Regions from separate parts of the Homo sapiens genome. Here regions 2 and 3 are each linked to region 1. The links are chromatin contacts, found by Hi-C or POLR2A ChIA-PET in ENCODE. All regions are on one chromosome and are shown on one strand. Each heading gives the region's core, a stretch centred on a gene start or an enhancer-like site at or near the end of the contact. The rest is flanking DNA. Distances are from core to core; before and after follow the strand shown.

Region 1 (3,704 bases), core at 658-3,157:
GTACACCACTTACAAAAGGACAGATACCAATAAAACAAATAAATAAGCACTATTTTCTGTTGTTACCTAACATAGGTATAAAGTGGAGCTTTTCTCTGGTGCTAGACAAAAAAAAAATTCAGAAAGCTGACAGGTTCTCTTCAGCTTGAACTCCTAGAAACAAAAGCCCTTAGGGAAAGTAATGCAATAGTCTATGAGCAAAGTGTACATTTGCTTCTGCACTCTTCTATTTAAATCTCAACTAATATTAAAAGGAAAACAAGAAACACACTATACAGATAGGCTTGGATTTAGTAAATGGAACGTTATAAACTCAAAAGGATGGTCAAGGGAGGCACACACACACACACACACACACACACACACACACACCCCAATACACAGGGCATCAGAATCACAGCATAAATACCCACACAGCTTTTCAATGCTTTCCAAGTAGTCTCCTTCAGTTTTGCTTCCTCACAATTAAAATAAAATATATACACACACTGACCCACAGACTCGCACGCTTTAAGAAACTAGAACAACGCAGTTGATATGCTTTCTTTCTACCCAAGTAGCAGTGCCAGCCTTTTCCCTACCTACCCAATGTTCCACCAGCTTCAGCACCTGGACGAATGGACAGCTCAACCCGGGCCGACTGCCGGCAGCACTCGCAGCAGAACTGACGCTCTGAGCTCTAACCAAAGCTCTCTCGTGCTTGAGCGGGGCAGCCTGACTTACGAGAACACCATTTCCTACGAGACCACTGCCGCTGGGTGCATATTCAATTCAAGCCTCCTTAAGCTGTCGGATTTCCCCCACCCATCCACCCTCCCCCCCTTCTCCACCCTCCACACAAAAACAAAAAAGGGAAAAAGCCCAATACCATCAGGGCGTTTGTTGATCAACTTACACTTCGCTTTTGAATATTTAGATACTGCTAGCGGAACAATATCAGCGGAGGCTTAGGTCCGCATTAAGTACCTTTGTTCATCGACTCCTGCAAGCCATGTTTATTAGAATCTACATTTCTCTCGCGCCCCAATAACTAGAGGTGTGTTTTGCGGGCAGGGGGCTTTCAGCACCTTTTGATCTCTCAAGGCCACCGCGACTGATTGACGGTTCCCAGTACTTTCCTATGCTATCCCCCATACTCCAACACCCATCCCAGTTAATCGCTTCGCAATTTGCAACCAAAAATACATAAAGAAACGCGACAAAGCAATGGGTTTGAGGAAATAAGCCAATTAAGCTAAAGCTGAAATGCCTCTCTCTCTCTCTCTCTCTCTCTCCCCCCCTTCTCCCTCTTTCTCTTCCCCCTTGACTCCCTCCCTCTCCCTCTCTCCTTCCCTCTCAAGTAGAAAGGGGGAAACACCAAGGAGAGAGAAAAAATCGGGAGGAGGGTGGTAGTCGACTCTTACAGTCAATGGAAAAAGAGTATACACATCTTTACTGAATAATACTCTCGTTCTCAGACAAAAAGAAACACATTTTTCGATGTAAACATAGTCTGCCTCTGCCATACATCCTACATCCTTTACGTTTGCTGAGATTTGTCTTGCTGTATGGCAAAGTAACTGTCACAAATCCATCTCGATTGAAGTGCTTACCCTCTAAATCCAGGTTTCAAGCGGAACTCCAACTGTGTGTAGAAGCCAGGGAGTCATCTGATGTGCAGTGAGGTAGGCTCTGGGCAGTGTGAGCTGCTTCTTCTCTCCGAGTGCCGGGTTACAGTGTTAACAAGCCTTGGGAAGGGACCTCGGCGCCTCGCGCTGGCTGTGCCCCAGTGCCTTCGCGTGGTGGCGGCTTGCTCATGCTTCCGAGGAGTCCCAGGCGATAGCCTTCAGCTGATGCGAGCTTCCAGAAAGGAGTGGGGAAGGGAAAAAATCATCTAATGCAATCAAATCGATCTGATCTACACCATCTGTCGCCTGCCACTATACACAAACGTTAAAATAGGAAAACGGAAAACACTGACAGCCGAGAGGGTTGGTCTGCAAAGAGTTCATTTTTAGCAGAGCATAATTCGATATGGTCGGCGTACAGTTACAAAAGCTGCTGTTAACCATCCAGTAGTGGATCCCAAACATGCTAATGGTGGATTAATTGAGGAAGATCTGACGTGCAAGCTTCATAGTCTCTTATTCATGACTTCCCAATGGGAAAGGACCAATGCCTTGTGGGACTATGGTAACATACAGTCAAAAAGCTGCTAAGAAAATGGCTGTGTGTTCACAGCACCTCTCTCTGATAACAAACATATGTCGACTAAAATGGTTTAGTAGAATGGGAGGGGGTGTTGGAGAATAAAATTTTCTTTCCCCGTGTAAGCAATCCCCATTTTCTTTTCTTAAAGAAAAGCAAAAACAGATATGATCTCTTTACCATAGTGGGGGGAAAAGGATGTTTTAAAAGGTTTTTATCAAGATCAAACTCTGCCATATAAAAGAAACGGAACACTCCTGTGCAGCAATTCTTTAAAAAAAAAATCTATTCTCATTTTTTTCCTTACTGTGATCAAAGTAGATCCATAGCATGTGCAGTATACAGAAACTCAGTCCAGTTAATCCCACCAGGATTGATTCAAGGTTGTTTAATGCCAGGTACCCTTTTGACTTCTTAAAACCAGGATGCCTTTTGGGGAAGGCATTTTGTATCATTTAAAATTGACATAATGAACATTAAGTATGATTGCAGTGAGGAGATGAGAAGAGTTTTCCTTTCTAATTCTGTAATTACTCTCTCTAGCCAAAACCCCTTTTGGTCTGTTTCCAGTCTTCCCAGATCAGTTGATGGGGAAATATAGGGATGGGGGAGGGAGTGGAAATACCGAGAAGGAGGGAAAGAGAGTGTGGATTATCGATAGCCAATAAATTCTATTCCACTTGTAATAGAAAAATATATAGCAATAAAAGAGATAACTCACTAATTGTTGATCGTGATTTTAAGTTTAAACCAGTTTTAAAAAATAATGTTTGATACATGGAAAGAAGACATATTGCAAACAATGGGATGACTGCCCCCCACCCATTTATAGTTATAGGTTTAAAAAATATTGAAATAGGGTTTATTATCTAGATATGTGACTATCTTTTATTAAATATATCTCAAAATTCCATATTTCCTCTGATTTTTGTCATCCATTTGAACACTGAAAACTATGGTCACTTTGATTCTGCTGTCTTTTCTTTGGTAACATACATTACATAAATTCTGTAGTAAACAATTAGTGTTCAGGAAAATTCTAAAGATGAATGTGTCTCCTAAAACTTTGATAATCTCTTTAAGGAAAAAAAAACCTAACAGTTATGAATTAAATTAGTCTAAAAATATAGCTTGAAGACAAATCAAACAATTTACCTGATCTTTTGTTTCAATATACATTAATTAAGCACTCTTTCCAACCTACACAACATTCCAGGGTCATAGTCAGATATTCAAGTCTAATAGTTCAGCAGCCTTTGTTGTCATTCGTGTCAAGCTATTGCCCCCTGCAGGTTAGGCTGAAAGTGCAGGCAGAATTTGGCCAAGTCCTCAGGAAATTGATGGTACACAAGTTACTCAGTCTCTCCCAATATTTAACTAGAGTCAACTTTTTAAGTTTGCTTTCATTATGGTTTAAACTATTTATTTACAGATAGGTAGTACATTAAGAAAAATGCTCTTTAAAGATGTGACTTCAGTTTTTCTTCTGAGAATTTAGCTGCATTGAGTAAACCATC
Region 2 (3,704 bases), core at 480-2,979, 200 kb before region 1:
AAAATAAGGTTAAACTTTTCTATTAAAGGAAAAGATTCTCAGAATCAAAAATAACCAAATAAAGCTTACTCTGTCATACACAAGCTATATCTCTATATCAAATGCCAGAATTTAAAAATAAAAGGATGGGCTATGTGAATGCAAAGCACATGATTGTTTTATATTCATAAATGGTGAAACCCACAAAGAACATACAATAATAGGAAACTAAGGTGAAAATATAGCATTTAAAATATTAAAATATTCAATGTTAATGAAAATTGTTATACCCCTCTAACGAACAAGAGAAAATATCACTTCTTTTTTTTTGAGACGGAGTCTCGCTCTATCACCCAGGCTGGAGTGCAGTGGCGTGATCTTGGCTCACTGCAAGCTCCGCCTCCCGGGTTCATGCCATTCTCCTGCCTCAGCCTCCCTAGTACCTCCAACTATAGGCGCCTGCCACCACGGCCGGCTAACTTTTTGTATTTTTAGTAGAGACGGGGTTTCACCGTGTTAGCCAGGATGGTCTCAATCTCCTGACCTCGTGATCCACCCACCTCGGCTTCCAAAAGTGCTGGGATTGCAGGCTGCACAAATACCACTTCTATTTAAAAACATTTAAGAAACTTTTAGTGACTATTTTCCAAAAATGTCATATTGAGTGAAGTGAAGTAAATTCAGTTCATCTTTTAAGAGGATGTGAAAGTGTTACTTTAGAGTATTCAGGAAGTTGGACTGTGAAATGCAATTATATTTTATGTTATTAGGGCAACAGATGTATTAGTTTTCTTTTATGCGTATCTAGCATGAAAATATCAAGCACAATTATTATATACAATAATGCTTAATTTGATATGAATCAGTGCTATTGCATCACACTTATAAAGGAAAGATTATGTTGTATAATTAAGTATAAGCAGAATCTCCCTCTGCATGGCACCATTAACCAGCATCTTGAGTATTACACTTGTTTTAGAGAAGCTCAAATAAAGAACAAAGGTTTTCAGAGGAAAACAATGAAGAAAGGTTTCGGGATTTTTTTCTGTGTATTATAAGGAGATTAGGAGTCATATGTCTCCAAACATTTGAAATTGGATCAATTTAAGCTTGTCTGAGTTGTAAGTAATGACTGAAATCTAAATATTAGAAAGAAAATCTGTATATATCCTAAGGAAATACTCTTAAATACGTGAAATGATAGTGATTACAATTACACCAATTGAGGCATTGGTTATGATAGCAAAAAACAAAACAAACAAAAAAAGCCCTGTATAAAAATTTAATGATTAGCTCTAGAGCATTAGATAACCAAATTACCATATTATTGTGATACTGAAGTCACTTAAATAATGTGTAGTATAATACAAGATTATGCAAAACATTTGCATATTATTTTAAATGAACAAAGTTACAAACTAGGAATATACACTACAATCTCATTTTTAAATAAAAATATAGACATATAGAATAAGATTAAATGAACACACTTCAAAATGTTATTGACTTATTTCTAGGTGGTAGGATTTCAAGTGATTCTATTTGCTTTTGTTCTATGTATATGTATTTCCTGAATTCTGTACACTAAAAATCCTTTAGTAGTTAACTCTTACTGAGTTCTTACTCTATATATGGCATTGTTCTAAGCAAGTGCTTTATATGTCTTAATTTGTAAACACTTCAACAGCCCTGTAAAAGAGCCATTTCTACATTCATTTTTTTTTTTTTCGCCAGCTGAGAAAACGGAAGCCCGGAGCTTAAATGACTTGCCTAGGTTTCCTGAGTAGAAACTGACAGAGCCTAGATGTGAACCTTAGAAGTTTGGCACCAGAACCAGCACACTCCAAGCACTCCACAAATAAGAACTGTATTATCTTTCATAATTTTCAAAGAACCTTAATAATAATGATAAAAATAAAGGAAGATATTTGATTAATTTTAAGTTTGCCACACTTGCCATTCATCACAAAGATCAGTTCTATCTTTATTTCTACAAATTTACAAATTTTATTTCTACAAAATTACAGGAAACAATACTGGCCAATATTCCTCAGCAGTGTTTGAATAGAGCTTTTCCTGAAGACATGAGTGTCTTCTAAACTTTTAATTTTGTGACTTTAACAAAAACAAAATATCACATGTTGTTGTTGTCCTCAGGAGCACTAAGAAATTTCCTGCCTGAGAAGTAAATGACTGAGGGGAAAAAATTATAGACCATTATGGCATGCTAATAATCCAAATTAGATAAACAAACACAAGCAATGGAAAGGAAGAAAGAGCAAATGCATTCAGCAGAGAATGGTGATAAAAAATAATGGACAGCTCATTCTCCACAGCTAAAATTGCACAAGCTGAGCTGTCTAAGGGAAATGAGTCATCTGTTTCTCAAGTTATAAGGGAATCTTACAGAATATTTTGAGTTTGAATAGCTAACACCGCAGGCAATTGAAATAGGTCTCCAAATATCTGATTAAAGTCATGCATGATTACAGCTGGTATAGAATATTTTTGTACCTTTCTTGCAAATGGTAAAATGTAGGTTAAATCTCTAATTTTCTCTGTTACTTAACTTCTAAAGTAGGTATTAATTAAAGAAATAAATTAAGATATGCTTAACTAAATTCTTAGATATGAAAATGAAGTATGAAACTTTTTATTAGTACATTATTCACTTTTACAATGCTTCTTAATGAACTATTTGGTCCTTTGATTCAACAGTCCTTTTATCTCATATGAATTCTTTAAAACAAATGGATTTTCTGGAGTAGAATCCGGTTTTAAATATCTAAAATATCAGCCTCAGAATGCCAGAGTGACTGAATAGAAGGAAAAATGAGAAGAAGAAGAATATAAAGGGTGCTGTGCAATCATGACAGATAAAAACACAGGAGATCACAGTAAAAATAAAACTACCAATAGTGTCATCTATAGAATTCGGTCACCTATTTTTTCCAACTTAATTTGATCGAGCAAATTGCCTACAAAAAAACCATCCAGCAAGGTGATTTTTGTACTTCATTGCTTATAACTATAACTCCACCATCTGTTCTATAAATGATATATTAAAAATCAAATCAATGGTGATTTTTAAAACACATGTCCTTTTTAAGAATATGATATATTATCTCCCATGATTCCTTACCAATTTGCTACTTCACAGAAAAAAATGAATTGTCCTCTGGTTTCTTAAATTGTCTATGTAATAAAACACAGTAACACATACTATGAAAAGCTGAGGGTAAAACAGAACTTTAGGATCTTTCATAAGTTAAATATGTCATAATATTTTGTCATTTCACAAAGCAATGATGCTCAAGGAGATATTATTTGAAGAACAGATAGCCATAATCTCTATTAATACAAAAATATATAGGGAAGGACATTTTCATTTAGACTTTTATACACTATGATAAGTTTCTAACAATTTATAATTTTGGAACATAAATTATCATTGTCTAATTACCATATATATATATATATATGTCACTTCTGTTGCCCTTTATTTAATACTCTTATTCAAATAAGTAAGTGGAAAGTATTGCTTATGATGAGGTCAGATTAGGATTCTCCTTATTTTTATGTTAGTGTAATATGTCACTTCATTCTTTATTCCTTTCACCAACTATATGTATTAAATCTCCTAGATGCACATAGTGCATGTAAGGTCAAGGTCAAATAAAGGTAAAACACATGAATGGCATACAGCATCACGGAAATTCAAGAAA
Region 3 (3,704 bases), core at 489-2,988, 160 kb after region 1:
AACTGGGTCTTTCTTTTTTGTATTTTTAAAGTAAGCATTTAATCAAAAACATTTAGTCAAAACATCATGTTTTTGTTTGTTTATTTGTAAGAAATTATATTTCAACATATGTAGGTTAAAAATGTGTTAGTTTGGTTTATTTTCTTTGTTATTTTATCTCCTTTTTTTTTTCTTTCAGATCATCACTCAGCCTTGGTGAATTGTTTTGATTAGAGAGAGAGAGGTCTTTGAGATGGTTTGCAGTGAGAGCGTCATGGTTTGTGCAGGCAGGCAGTATTCTTTTTGTCTTTTTATTGGGCCAAGGACATCTACAGATTTTATCAATAGGTGCATAAAAATTTGTAGATGGGGGTGGAACAAAGTTTCATTCTCTCCATAGACACAGCACCAAAATTATCAAATTGAACACATTTCTACTTGAGAAGGCTCAAGATTTGTCCTTAGCCTGAATTGTGCATGTTCTTCCTTTTAATATGCATTTTTTTAAATGCCAGGGGAAATTTAAGCGGTGTTTATTAAAGCAGAAATGTATTGATGACATGTGTTGGAGGTTTTATTTCAATCCCCCGAGTTCTGCAATGAACAGATCTGTTTTACACTCAGCCCAGGCAGCCTGATTTACCCACTGGCCCTTCTGTTGGATACCTGGTGATTTTATTTTTCATCCGTGATATGGTTCGGTTGCCCCCATTAAAAAACATATGTTTAATTGAAACTTTTAAAGAAAATTTGAGAAAATCTTATTTAAAGAAGTTTATCACACATTATAAAGAACTTTTTGAGACAGAAAATATTTTAAGAGGAAAAAAAGCCTTAATTTTCTAACTGTTTGTAGTGATGCTCAGTGACATTGCTTTGATATAGAGGAGTATGATAAGGGCTGTTAGCTGATTTTCTGAGATCAACCCATTTTAATGTACTTGTCCAATAATTAACTCAATACTAGATGAAAGCAGTCTTCCAAATTCCAACATTAAGTTTTAATACCAAGCCAGGTATGAGGCATTCAAACTCATTGCAGCAAACAGGTTTCTAAGTGTGGCTTTTTCTTTCATGCAGAGAAGGGACTGATTAGTTTCCCAAACCATAAAAATTGTTTTCTTTCTTTTTCTTTTTCTTTTTTTTTTTTTTTTGAGGGGGGCGGGGTGCGGTTCTGAAACTGATTTCTTGGTTGTCTCCATTACTCACAAATCCGCTTGCCATATTTGGTAGCAAAGGCAGGGGCTAAACTTATCTTAGCTGTTGCCCACAATTTATGAAGAGATAATCCAGTTCATAGGAAATGAGGTACTTCAAGTATTTGAGGAATGGCAAGTATTTCTTTGTCAGCATTGATTCAGCTTCAAATACGTCTCCTACTGATCTCTGGACTACCGCTCTACGCCGCATTGATCCATGCAGGAATAATTGTAAAGAGTTTCCAGGATTTCTTTTACTATCAGAAAAACAACACCCTGGAATCACTTTGCCTGTGGTTTATAGTGAAAACAGCCGTCTGAGCATTTTGAGCCAATAGCTTTGGATAAGGTGTGTAATTTGTTTGGTGCTAAGTTCTGTGACATGAAAAGTAAATTACAATTGGGAAGGATAGTGGGAAGAGGGATACCATTATTAAAGAAAAAGAAGAAAAGAAAAAAATATTGTTTCAGCAGCAAGGATTTTTGAGGTTTAATTCTTCTCCCCACTCCAAATTTGCTGGCTTGAGGCTACTCATCGCTTCATTGCCACCCATAAAAGCACATGGATTTTAAGCTGATGAAAAAGATGGACATGGATTATGCCTTTTCCTCTGCCAATGCTATGAGAATACCTTGGTTCACTAGAAGAAATGCTGACAGGTAAAAATGAATAGAATATCATAATTTTTATTCAAATAGGATAGCAAATGCTTGTAAAATATTCCTAAAATTGTGCATAACCTTTGATTCAGATAAATCGCTTTTAAGAATATAGAAATAATCATGTGTTTGAGCCCGGAGTTTGCTGCCTAACCATGGCACATTAACATAGGTAAAATTAGGAACAACTTGAATGTCCAAGTGTGGTCTGAATGAATATATTGAGGTATACACTAGTAAAAATGTAAGTAGGTGGACTCATACCTTCGCAGCAATGATACACTCTTGTAGGCATTGAAAATGTGTTGATACTAATCTAGATACTGAGCATAAAGAATTAAGGAAGAAAAACAAGGTCTATGATCGTATTGAATTTATATTATGTATGGAAGAATTGATAGTGACAGAAAAGTACATTTAACATATATTTTTAAGATAAAAATTAGGTGGCTAAACCTGGGTTTCCCAGGAAGCAAATCTAATGGCAGATGGCTTATGTACTATTGCTTTATTAGCAAGTGCCATCCCAGGAAAGAGAAGTGACAGAGCAGGGGAGTAAGGCAGGGAAGAAAGGGAGAGCCAACAGGAGGAGAAGGCATTATTGATATTGATAGTGATATTGGTCACTGCTGAGTTAAACTGATTGCTGGTTAAGTGAGGCTGAGCCCTCCTCAAGTAGCCATGTAAAGCATCTCTCTAGACTCTGTAGAGTAAGGGTTGGGAGCAGAAAGGGGGAAGAATGTGTCCATTGGCTTCTATATCTATTGGTCATTTTTTTCCCTCTGGGGTGTTAATTCTTCCACACTTCCAGGTTATTCATGTGTGGACAGGCACTGAGTAGATGCATCTGTGGGCATCCCCAAGGCATTTCAGGTATGCATGTTTGAAGTAGGTCAAAGCCCACCCAGGAGATGCCTGGGTGTTTGATGCATGTAGAACACTGATTGAGTAGGTTACGAAATATATGATTACTATGATTCCGTTTTTGATGTAGAAATACTTAAAATGTTAACAATGATTATAGTTGGGTTTTTGGAATATGGTTTGTGTTTGTGTTCTTTTTGTCTTTGCATTTTTTTCTTGCAATGAACATGGATTGGTTTTGCAGTAAGAAAAAAACTAAAAACTTATATTTTTAAAATGGAAATTTGTCATTCTTCATATTTCACAAATTATGATTTTTCTCCAATGTTATTTACTTAAAATTTTTCATTCTTCTTATTTCACAAATTATGTTTTTTTTTTTACTATTATTATTACACTTTAAGTTTTAGGGTACATGTGCACAATATGCAGGTTAGTTACATATGTATACATGTGCCATGCTGGTGTGCTGCACCCATTAACTCGTCATTTAGCGTTAGGTATATCTCCTAATGCTATCCCTCCCCCCTCTCCCCACCCCACAACAGTCCCCAGAGTGTGATGTTCCCCTTCGTGTGTCCATGTGTTCTCATTGTTCAATTCCCACCTATGAGTGAGAACATGCGGTGTTTGTTTTTTTGTCCTTGCGATAGTTTACTGAGAATGATGATTTCCAATTTCATCCATGTCCCTACAAAGGACATGAACTCATCATTTTTATGGCTGCATAGTATTCCATGGTGTATACGTGCCACATTTTCTTAATCCAGTCTATCATTGTTGGACATTTGGGTTGGTTCCAAGTCTTTGCTATTGTGAATAGTGCCGCAATAAACATACGTGTGCGTGTGTCTTTATAGCAGCATGATTTATAGTCTTTTTGGTATATACCCAGTAATGGAATCCTGGGTCAAATGGTATTTCTAGTTCTAGATCCCTGAGGAATCACCACACTGACTTCCACAGTGGTTGAACTAGTTTACAGTCCCACCAACAGTGTAA

The links. Hi-C counts contacts between places; a loop is a spot of excess contacts on that map. ChIA-PET counts read pairs that join two places held with the same protein, here RNA polymerase II (POLR2A). Pooled maps may share reads with other maps.
Region 2: a map of endothelial cell of umbilical vein shows a loop between it and region 1 (4-fold over the local background). The contact joins the enhancer-like site here to the promoter of MIR137HG in region 1. A Hi-C loop is called at or near these places in 6 of 168 maps with a recorded cell type or tissue (A673, IMR-90, MCF 10A and 3 more), 4 of 37 single-sample maps with no recorded cell type and 7 of 50 pooled maps. POLR2A ChIA-PET finds 5 or more read pairs at or near these places in 1 of 52 experiments (PC-9).
Region 3: a loop to region 1 is called in a map of PC-9, with 2.7 times the contacts of the local background. The contact joins the promoter of LINC01776 here to the promoter of MIR137HG in region 1. A Hi-C loop is called at or near these places in 3 of 168 maps with a recorded cell type or tissue (IMR-90, PC-9 and endothelial cell of umbilical vein) and 3 of 50 pooled maps. POLR2A ChIA-PET finds 5 or more read pairs at or near these places in 2 of 52 experiments (PC-9 and endothelial cell of umbilical vein).

The regions. Positions count from the first base shown.
Region 1 is chr1:98,047,786-98,051,489 of GRCh38, forward strand. MIR137HG (MIR137 host gene) reads right to left here and starts at 1,908. Exons shown (of 5, transcript NR_046105.1): 1 at 1,593-1,908.
Region 2 is chr1:97,847,807-97,851,510 of GRCh38, forward strand. All of the region lies in intron 2 of DPYD (dihydropyrimidine dehydrogenase), which reads right to left. Among named protein-coding and RNA genes, the nearest start is that of DPYD-AS2, 53 kb to the left of the region's middle. Within about 2 kb of position 1,730, at least 6 of the 41 ENCODE cell types and tissues checked have a DNase peak (open chromatin) inside an H3K27ac peak, as active enhancers do; they include A673, PC-9 and endothelial cell of umbilical vein, where a contact is called at or near this core.
Region 3 is chr1:98,208,973-98,212,676 of GRCh38, forward strand. LINC01776 (long intergenic non-protein coding RNA 1776) reads left to right here and starts at 1,739. Exons shown (of 3, transcript NR_046088.1): 1 at 1,739-1,838. All of the region lies in intron 1 of LOC124900404 (a long non-coding RNA gene), which reads left to right.